Linked DNA regions of Homo sapiens: region 2 is linked to region 1. The links are chromatin contacts, found by Hi-C or POLR2A ChIA-PET in ENCODE. All regions are on one chromosome and are shown on one strand. The core of a region is the stretch at or near the end of the contact, and the rest is flanking DNA. Distances in the headings are between cores, read along the strand shown. Region 1 overlaps TIMP2 (TIMP metallopeptidase inhibitor 2). Region 2 overlaps C1QTNF1-AS1 (C1QTNF1 antisense RNA 1).

What was found. A loop is a pair of places that touch in the nucleus more often than their neighbours do. ChIA-PET counts read pairs that join two places held with the same protein, here RNA polymerase II (POLR2A). Pooled maps may share reads with other maps.
Region 2: a loop to region 1 is called in a pooled map, with 6 times the contacts of the local background. The contact joins two enhancer-like sites. A Hi-C loop is called at or near these places in 1 of 50 pooled maps. POLR2A ChIA-PET finds 5 or more read pairs at or near these places in 3 of 52 experiments (AG04449, Caco-2 and HepG2).

Annotation. Positions count from the first base shown.
Region 1 is chr17:78,880,357-78,885,330 of GRCh38, reverse strand. All of the region lies in intron 1 of TIMP2 (TIMP metallopeptidase inhibitor 2), which reads left to right. Among named protein-coding and RNA genes, the nearest start is that of CEP295NL, 20 kb to the left of the region's middle. RefSeq lists enhancers at 1,230-1,524, 3,378-3,878, 4,673-4,974. Within about 2 kb of position 2,266, at least 36 of the 41 ENCODE cell types and tissues checked have a DNase peak (open chromatin) inside an H3K27ac peak, as active enhancers do.
Region 2 is chr17:79,017,152-79,022,125 of GRCh38, reverse strand. It overlaps C1QTNF1-AS1 (C1QTNF1 antisense RNA 1), which reads left to right. Exons shown (of 3, transcript NR_040019.1): 2 at 1,890-2,120; 3 at 2,510-2,917. Among named protein-coding and RNA genes, the nearest start is that of C1QTNF1, 4.5 kb to the left of the region's middle. Within about 2 kb of position 2,410, at least 11 of the 41 ENCODE cell types and tissues checked have a DNase peak (open chromatin) inside an H3K27ac peak, as active enhancers do.

The DNA.
Region 1 (4,974 bases), core at 1,017-3,516:
ACTTTGCACCTTCTAGAGCTCTGCTCTGGTTTGGTGCTTCTGCCCCCACCCTTGGGGGACAGATTCCGTGTTCGCGCCTCACTCTGCATTTGCTGGAACCTTCGTCCTCCGGCCCCATCTTTGCTCCCTGCCTTGTGGGTCCTTCTCCCCAAACCACAGGGACCCAGGAAGGCCTCCGTGGCTGAGCAGTGGTGCGTGGGTCGCCCTGTTGGTCCGTGAGGCTTGGACGGGGAGCAGCAGCGTTGCTTGTGCTTTCTGCCGAGGTCAGCTGTCCATGGGCTGAGGGGGGCCAGCAGGGTCTGGCAGGTGCTACCTGTTCACCTCCTGGCCTGCTCCCCCCCAACCTGCTGGCCAGTTGGGCTTTGGATGTGACCCCACCCTGAGAGCTGCCCTGGGGCGTCCATCTTCTCTCCGCACAAATCTCCCTTCCCCTTCAAGCCCTGTGTGACCAGGATCTCCGACACATAAGACAAAAGGAAATAGGGTTTTTAGAGTGGACGGGTGGGTAGAGCACCCTCCCTGACCTGTGGTCATTCTTCCAGTTCGTGCAAATGGCAAGGGGGTTATATCGAGATCTCCAAGAAGACACGGGGCGGAGGGCTGGGGTGCAGCCTGCACTTGCAGCTGCTGTGACAGCCCAGGCCAAGTCCTCCAGCTGGAGACGGGGCTACACAGATGCACACCCCCCAGGACAAGCTTAGGGAGTCTGGGGGCGCCGCTCAGCATGGGGCTTGTTTGGGAAGCTGTGCTGAGGAGGAAGGGAAAGGGGAGTGGGGACCTCAGCCCCCCTGCTTTCATTCTTTCCTGGGTGTGTGGACCCTGGGATTCCAGCCTTCATGTCCTTCATGTCCCTGTTTCTGTCTCCTGAGAAATGCAGCAAGTCAGGCTCAGCCCACAGGCCACATGACCCTGGGTCCGACGAACAGCCAGGGCTCAAAGACAGTCAGTGCCAATGAGCCTGAAGCCTGGGCCCGGACCTCACGTTCGTCCCCAAAAATGGATCGGCTTGGGAGGAACAGTGCCCTGCCCACCTCGCGCTGTCGCAGCCCCCCAGCAACAGTGCGAGGAGAGAATCTGCTGCTGCCCCTGGCTCCGGAGTTGTCACCCTGGCCCCCTGCTCATCTGTTGTAGGGGGGCGGGTTGCAGGGATGGGTAGGGGTTTCCTCGGTGCCTCTCCAGGCTCCCTCTGCCTCCTGCCCTGCACGGTCCTGCTCCTGTCCCTGCTCCGGCTCTGGCTTAGGGTTTGCAGGGCTGAGCTTGGCTGTTCCGTGGGTCTTGACGGAGAAAATGCAGAGCTGCACTTCCCTCCACAAAGCCGCACTGTTCTCAGCAAATCCTCCCGGGGTCTGGTGCATTGTTTTCAAGTGATTCAGCAGCACGTGAATGGGAAGGGCCGAGCCGGAGGCTCTGGCATGAGACCTGCTGGCCCACCAGGGAAAGGGAGGGCAGCGGGACGTGGGCCCCGAGGTCCTCCCAGAGCTGCAGAGGGAGGGGGCAGGGCCCTGGGGTTGGGGAGGGCGGCAGGAAGGCTGGGCAGAGAGGGCGGCTTTGCTCTGCGTGGCTGAGGTGCTCTGATAGATGCTGTTTCCCAAGAGGAGCCAAAACGAATGGGCAGGAAGTGAGATGGGAGAGCTGGTCTCCATGGAGACGGGCACCCAGTGGCCAGCAGCTCACGTGCACTAGAATCTCAGGCAGCCGGGGAGGGAGCATTCCCTGGGGCGGCAGGGCCTGGAGCACCCCCAGGTGCCCGCTGGCAGGCGGTGTGGCCCCGGCTGAGGCTGCGCTTCTGTTCCCTGATCTCTGTTGTGCACCCTGTTACCTTCTCTGCCCCACCCTCCTCCGCACCCTCCCCAACAAAATATCTTTTCTGAGTAGTTGTCATTCCAGGCGTTTTTCACCCTGGCCTGAGTCATGCTGGCCAAGTCCTCTGTCCTCACCCTGGATGTCACGGTCCCGCCCTGCACCAGGGCTGCAAGTCACCACTGAGGGTGGACCTGGGGCCTCTCTGTCCCAGCCACCCACAAACTCTCAAGGTCAGAGTCTGGAAAGGGAGGTGGTGCCCCATGTCTTCACTTCCGGTGTCTACACCCTCAACTGGGGACGGATGTCCAGTGTGCTCCTATGGTGCCCCCTCTGCTGAGGTCTTTCCTGCTTCCCAGAAGGCCCCGTTGCTGGCTTCCGGGGGCCGAGGAGGTTGGAGGACCTGAGGGTGGGTCTGGCCTCCACAGCAGCTGCAGGGCGGGAAGAGCCTGGTTCCTGCCCAGCACCACAGGGCTGTTTTTAATTACCAAGTCACGGCCCTCTTTTCTGCTCATTTCCCTAAAAGGAGTGAATTTGGAGGAGGTCTGCCGCACCCGCTGACCAAAAGGGGCTGGCATGAAGGGGCCGAGGAAGGGCAGAGCCCAGTGCCCGGGGGAGACCCTCTGACTGCCCACCAAGGGCACCCGGCTGTGTCACTTGAGGCCAGAGGCTGAAGGTGAGCTGGACCAGCTAACCCTCACTGTCACCTCACAACACTTGTGACACTTCCTGGCTGCTCAGCCTTGCCCCGTGCCCCTGGGCAGTTCCGTTGGGAGAGGCGTGGCCTCCAAACCTAGAGGACTAGAGCAGGTCTGGGGTCCTTGTGAGCACAGCCCCTTCCTGGATCACCGTCTGCCATCCCTGGTGGCGTTTGTGGCCACTTCTGCTGCTCCAGCTGGCGAGGTCGGCCCCATCCTGCTAAAAGAAGGAGGTGCTGCCCGAATGGAGAGCTTCCATGTTTCTAAGCTGTCTTTACTGTGATCCTGAAGCCCAACGAGATTAGTTACACACAAACATTTAGGGATCCCACAGCGATCTGAGAGCAGGGCCATGAAAAATAGTCATTTATTACAGCAGTTGCAGGGCAGGGCCACAGCTGTGTTACTGGACATCTGTCCTGAGCTGAGGGTGTAGACACCAGAAGTGGGGAAAGTGGGCTTCACCTCCCTTTTCAGACTCTGATCTTGTGGGTGGCTGGGGCAGAGGGGCCCCTGGTACACCCTCAGCTGGCGCTTTAGACATATTAATCAAAATGGTCAGGCCGGGCCAGGTGGCTCACGCCTGTAATCCCAGCACTCTGGGAGGCCAAGATGGGTGGATCACGTGAGGTCAGGAGTTCAAGACCAGCCTGGCCAACATGGTGAAACCCCATCTCTACTAAAAATACACAAAATAAAAATCAGCCGGGCATGGTGGCGGGCACCTGTAATCCCAGCTACTCCAGAGGCTGAGGCAGGAGAATCGCTTGAACCCAGGAGGCCGAGGTTGCAGTGAGCCAACGTCGTGCCATTGCATTCCAGCCTGGGCGACAAGAGCGAAACTCTATCTCAAAAAAAAAAGAGGATATGGAGCCCCTGCCAGGTTGACCAGCCATATGGTGTCATTACATCCACCCAAAAGGGACAAGAGACTCTCATCCCCAATGGCAACGCCAAGTTATAGTTACAGATGTTAGCAAGGGCGTTACTAACTGTGTGATTTGAGGGTGTGGACATTGGCACTCATGGCACCCCACTTTTCTGGAGAGTTTAGACAAGGCGTGGAACGTCACAGTCCTTTCCCAGTGAAAGAACAAAGCTGAGTCCACCTGCAACTGCCATTGGATCCTCCCCAGGAGTAAGTGGAGGTTGGGTTTCATCCGGGAGAGAAAATGGTTTCTTTGATAATTCCTCTGAAATGACTGGCATGTAATTCCACCCAGAGCCAAATGAACCAAATGACGCTCAGAAGACGTCTGCGGCTCCGGCCTGCAGTTACCGCGTTTGCGTCTACGCAGTGTGGAGTCCTCCAGGGCTGGCCCCTGGGATGCATGCAGTGGCCACTGGTCTTCATTGCCACTGTGGGTGCTCTGGGCTGACTCTGACCCAGCTGCAGCATCAGAATGCCCCCCACCCACTAGTGATGTGGGCCAGTAGGGTCTTTGGCACATGTGTGAAGCCCCCACCCGACTCCCAGGAATGACCCATGTTGAGAACATGGGGACCCCTTGGCGTTCTCCGCTGGGCCATAAGCAGGACAGGACAGAGGGGAAGGAGGCGCTTTCCCTGCCAGTGCTGGTCCTATGGGCGCCCCTCCCCAGGTGAAAGCTGGAGCCTGCAGAAGAGGGTGGACGGCTGGGAGGGGCCAGTGCCCTCCAGTGATACTGAGCAAACCCTCCCAGTCCGAGTCAGTGTGCACACAAGGTGCAGATGATCGGGCCGGGTTTTGACTTTGTATTTAGCAGCCGAATGTGTTTCTGAGTCCCAGGGATCCCTGCACCTCGTCTGGGCAGACAGGTGACTTTGAGGGACAGTGGGCCACCTTCTCCCGCTGCCTGAGCACGTCCCGTAGCCGAGACAGGCGCTATGCTGTTACAGTGTGTGGAGTGCCCCGGGGAGAGGCTGTGAGTGGTCTAGACGTTGGGTGTTGATATCCACCGGTTTGCCTGTCCCAAACTTGGGCCTGGGAGCCCGGCAGAGTGGCTCAAGTGGAAAATGTTCTATATGGTATATTTATACATATAGCATGTGGGATTCCTCCAGCGAGCAGTTGGGCCCCTGGCAAGATAATAAAGAGAATTCAATGAGTGTGGAATAAGTACATTTCTTACAGGCAATTTTCTTTTTCTTTCAAAGGCAGGGTCTGGTTCTTTCACCCAGGACCGAGGTGCAGTGGTGCATTCATAGCTCACTGCAGCCTTGAACATCTAGTTCATACAATTCTCCTGAGTAGCTGGGACTATAGGCAGATGCCACCACGCCCAGCTAATTTTTGTTTTTTTTTGTTTTTGTTTTTTGTATTTTGTTTTTTATAGATGAGGTATTGCTATGTTGCTCAGGCTGGTCTTGAACTCCTAGCTTCAAGCAACCCATCCACCTTGGCCTCCCAAGTGCTGGGATTACAAGTGTGAGCCACTGCACCCGGCCTTTCGAGGCAATTTTCTTTTGGGGTCTGTCTCCCTCCCCCAATTGTGGG
Region 2 (4,974 bases), core at 1,161-3,660, 140 kb before region 1:
CACCTGTAATCCCAGCTACTCAGGAGGCTGAGGTGAGAGGATCCCTTGAGCCCAGGAGGTCAAGGCTGCAGTGAGCCCTAATCATGGCATTGCATTCCAGCCTGGGCAACAGAGCAAGACCCCCATCTCAAAAAAAAAAAAAAAAGTTGTGGATGATGGAATATTTATTCTTTCTCTTTACCCCATCCAAGATGGCTTTGGTGTTGAAGAACTGGAAAACAGTTATCTTTAACACAATTCCAAGACAGAACTCAGAGGCCCAATATAGTGCAAAGTTCTAGAAAGACAGCTGAAGGCTGGTCATCTCTTCCAGGTGCACCTGGCTCATCCTACTAGGAGGTCTTGTCCCGGCTCTGTCCTACCTTGAGGCAGCCTGGGGATGCTACCAAACTTCAGTGGGCCTTAGCTTCCTTATCTACAAAGCAGAGATAGGTCCAGGGTCTCTTATCTGGAACCAAGGAGGTCAGATATGTTCAGAGTCAGATGCAAATATCCCACAAAGCATCTTACCCAGTGGGCTTCGGGCAGCGCCCCTTCGTTAAACACTTGAATATTCGGCAGTGGGATGAAGGCATCCATAGTCTCAGGATAGTTCAAGCCACATTGTTCTGTCAAATTTGTGTGTGCCAACTTTAGGGAAAAACTAAGGTTTCAGATTTTTTGCATTTCAGGGATTTTGGAGAAGTGATTGTGAACCTGTAGCTTCTCACATGATTAATAAAAAGGTTGGTGGAACAGACACATTGTTCATTGCAACTACCATTATTACAAGTATAATCTTCCTTCCATCCTCTTGGGAAGAGGAGGGAAGGAGGAGATTAGAAAAGGGATTACTCATTTTCCTTGAGGCAGAAACTGGGGATAGGGAGGAGTGGTATCAAACGGTAACAAAGAGAGCCTGGGGTTTCCCAAGATCTTGTGTGAGACCCAAGGCTCGGAGGCATGGGAACTTCCAAAGAATAGGAGTTGAGGTCTGAGCACATGTCTTAGGTGCCACCATCATGGCTCACAACTCAAGGCAGCAGGCAATGGGCAAAGACTCACAAGGCCAGCTCCCAGAGAATACAAGCTTGTCCTCAATAAAGTGAAAAAAAAAATCCAAAATAGAGAGCATGCCAGGTTCCTAATGCTCTTTGTCATCAACTTCACTTCTGCTTTGTAATTTTAAGTAGGAAAGATGGAAACTTTGGCAAGCAAGGGATGTCCTTGCAGAGTGGCTGATTTTCTTCCTTCTCAGCCTTAGGTGCCCCCAAGCAACAAGAGGCAGAGTGTTTTCCCTTTGGCAAAATCCTTTCCTGTTGGGCAACAACAACAGAAATCAAAAATAAAAATCAGCCACAGTGCCTGGGGGATTTCATCAGCCCTGAGATTATGGGTCAGAAGTCAAAGCCAACTTCCAGAAAGACTGAGTCCCCTCCCCAAGGTCTCTCTCTTAGCCCCCACAAACCCATCCTAAAACTCCCTAGGAGCTCACATCTACACAAGGTGTCTGGGTCAAAACCCCTAAAGGCTTCCTGAATATTCCCAAATCATCCCATATTCTTAGTCAAGGGTAGATCCTAGAATGGGAAGAAATATTTCCTGGAACCCCTGGCAGGGAAGGCAGCACGTTCTGTGCCCTCCCTGATTTGGTAATTCTTTCTCTCTCCCTGGGCCTGTCACCACCACTCGCTGGGTCTGTTTACTTATTGCTGGAAAAAGCAATGTGATCTCAGTTAAAGTCTGCAAGACACTCGGTTCCAGATAAGCACAGCATGTCATTAGCAGCACTGTGAGTTTTCCCACCGCGGCCCTAACATCCCGCCTTTCCCAGCTATTTTGGGTCGGGCTGCCCAGTCATCCCACAAGGGCAGAGATTGGTATTGCAAACTTTGAATTCTGTTCCCAAGGGTAGCGACCGGCCGGCTCCGATGGTGACGTCCCACTGCCAAGGGGTGGGAGTGGGGAGAGTCTCCACAGAGCTTCGGAGAAGCTGCTAAGATGGAAAAGTGGAAACTTGGCAGACAGATCCAGCCTCCCTGGCCACTGGCCCATGCTCGTGGCTCCTGGATGGCGCTGCCACGTTCTGAGCAGCTTGGGACAGGTGGAGATCAGGACTGGCAGCTGCAAGGACACACCAGGTGAATAGGTTTCTTTATGGTCCTCACACCTGCAGAAAACCAGGAGGGTAAGGGCGTTCCCTCTTCCAGGAAGCCATGCCTTTCCACAGAAGTCTCCCCTGAGGCCATGTACACGTGTGCCTTGCAACTCTATCAAGCCATTTAATTTCCCTATGCCTCAGTTTCCTCACCTCTGAATATTTACTCTCCTGTTTTGGCAATGAATGTTTTCAGTTACATGGAGACAGGCATATACTGATCGACTAGGCAATATTTTACTTGATAAATAAGATGGGAGGGCCCCCTGGTGGACTCCCCAGTTCCAAGCACTTAACTATGAAATGAGTGAGTAAATGCATGTCAACATATGAATGAATGATTCAATAAAGAATGTCTTGTCCTTTATGCAGAGCCACAGAAACTAAAGAGAATTTCCAAAAGGAGTCTATGGTGAAGTCTCTGAGGATGCAAAGAAGACAAGGAGAATGAAAATCCAATGAAAGCCTGATTGTATTTGTTGACCTTAAGGAAAGTGATTTTATGGTACAGCCTCTCTGGAAGGGAGGGTGTGTTCGCTCACAGAATGCAAATACCCTTTGACCCCCTAATCTTTCTTCTAGGAGTTTCTCCTACAGATAAACTTAGAAGGGTGCTCAAATAAGTAAGTTCAAGGATATCCTCTGAAGCATTGCCGTAGTATAAAAAAAGCACAGATACCCTCAAAGGACATCATTAGGGGCCTGGTAAAATAAATTCCACACAGTGGAACACCGTGTAGCTCTTTAGAGAATAAACAGCTCTCTATATGTGATCTGGAACAATCTCCAAGCTATATTGTGAAGTGAAAATTACAAACCCTTACTGAAAAGCACTAAAGAAAATCCAAAGAAATGGAAAAGCAAAGCGTGGTCTTAGATAGAAGACTCAATATCATTAAAAAAAAAAAAAAACTCAGTTCTCGCTCAATTAAGCTATAGATTCCAAGCAATTCCATTCAAAATCCCAGAAGGTTGAAGGTGGGTGAGGTAGGAGGGGACTTGTCCTACATCATAGGAAGGCTTATTATAAAGACATAATAATGAAGATACTGGTATTGGAACAGATGTGATCAAGTATATTAGTTCAACATGATAGAAGGCCCACCCGACAAAGACCCATGTGTGTATGAAAACTTGATCTATGACAAAATTGGCATTGCACGTATATCAATGGGGATGGGATGGATCAATTCCTAAAAACACACAAGATGATGGGGAATCCACAGAAAAAGAAACGTAAACAGCCAAAAAGTGTAAGAAAAGATATACAACCTCACAGTAATCAGGCAAGGAGAAGACACTGATTACCATCAGATTGGCAAAATTAAGCCATCTGATGATGTCTGTGGAGCTGTTACTGGAAAGGGTCCCAAACCAGACCCCAAGAGAGGGTTCTTTGATCTTGAGCAAGAAAGAATTTGGGATAAGTCCACAGGGTAAAATACAAGCAAGTTTATCAAGAGAGTAAAGGAGGCCGGACGCAGTGGCTCATGCCTGTAATGCCAACACTTCAGAAGGCCGAGACAGGCAGACCACCTGAGATCAGTTCAAGACCACCCTGGCCAACATGGTGAACCCCCATCTCTACTAAAAATATAATTACCCCTATTTACCCCTATTCCTGCCTAACCTCCCAGGAATACAGCCCAGCAGGTCTCAGCCTTATTTTACCCAGCCCCTGTTCAAGTAGCATGCCTGTAATCCCAGCTACTCAGAAGGCTGTGGCATGAGAATCACTTGAACGTGGGAGATGGAGGTTGCAGAGAGCCAAGATTGCGCCATTGCACTCCAACCTGGGCAATAGAGCAACACTGTGCCAAAAAAAAAAAAAAAAAAAAGAAAGAAAAGAAAAGAAAAATGGCTATTCCATAGGCAGAGCACCCCCAAAGGCTGCTGGTTGGCTATTTTTATGGTTATGTCTTGATCATATGCTAAACAAGGGGTGGATTATTCATGAGCTTTCTGGGAAAGGGGCAAGAATTTCTTGTAATTGAGGGTTTCTCCCCGTCATAGGCCATACAGGGTAACTTCCAGACGTTCCCATGGCCTTTGTAAACTGCCACGGTGCTGGTGGGAGTGTTTTTTTAGCATGCTAATGTATTATAATTAGCATATAATGAGCAGTTGGGACAACTAGAGGTCACTTTTGTTGCCATCTTGGTTTTGGCAGGTTTTGGCCAGCCTTTATACTGCATCCTGTTATATGAGCAGGGTCATTGTGGCCTGTATCTTGTGACCTCCTATCTCATCTCAGATCCCGGGAGGTTAAAATGCCTTAACCTCCCAGGAATGTGGCCCAGCAGGTCTCAGCATCATTTTACCCAGCCCCTATTCAAGTTAAAGTTGCTCTGCTTCCAATGCCTCTGACATATTTCCCCCCTCCTTTTTACAAGAGGACCACTAATCCTAAGGGTTGTAGAGGTAGGAAGATTCCCCTTCTGTAGCTTCTTCAGGCTAAATAGGAGTAATGATATTCTCATCTAACTATTAAGGTCTTTTGTATTCAGGGTAGAGAGGAACTCAGTCAGAAAGCATCAGCATACTGACGGCCATTCATAACTCTGAGTTCCAACAAAAGGTGATATCTGGAAGACTGGCAAATGTTCAATTTAAGAAAACGGCGAGTAAGCTTATTCTGCATTCCTACACAACGAGTACAACAGGAATATATTCCACAATAGTAAAGCAAAATAAGTAAAATTATCTGATATGGTTTGCATCTGTGTCCCCACCAAATCTCATGTCCGATTATAGTCCCCAAAGTTGGAGGTAGGGCCTGATGGGAGGTGACTGGATCACTGGGGCAGTTTCTCATGAATGGTTTGGCCCCATCCCCC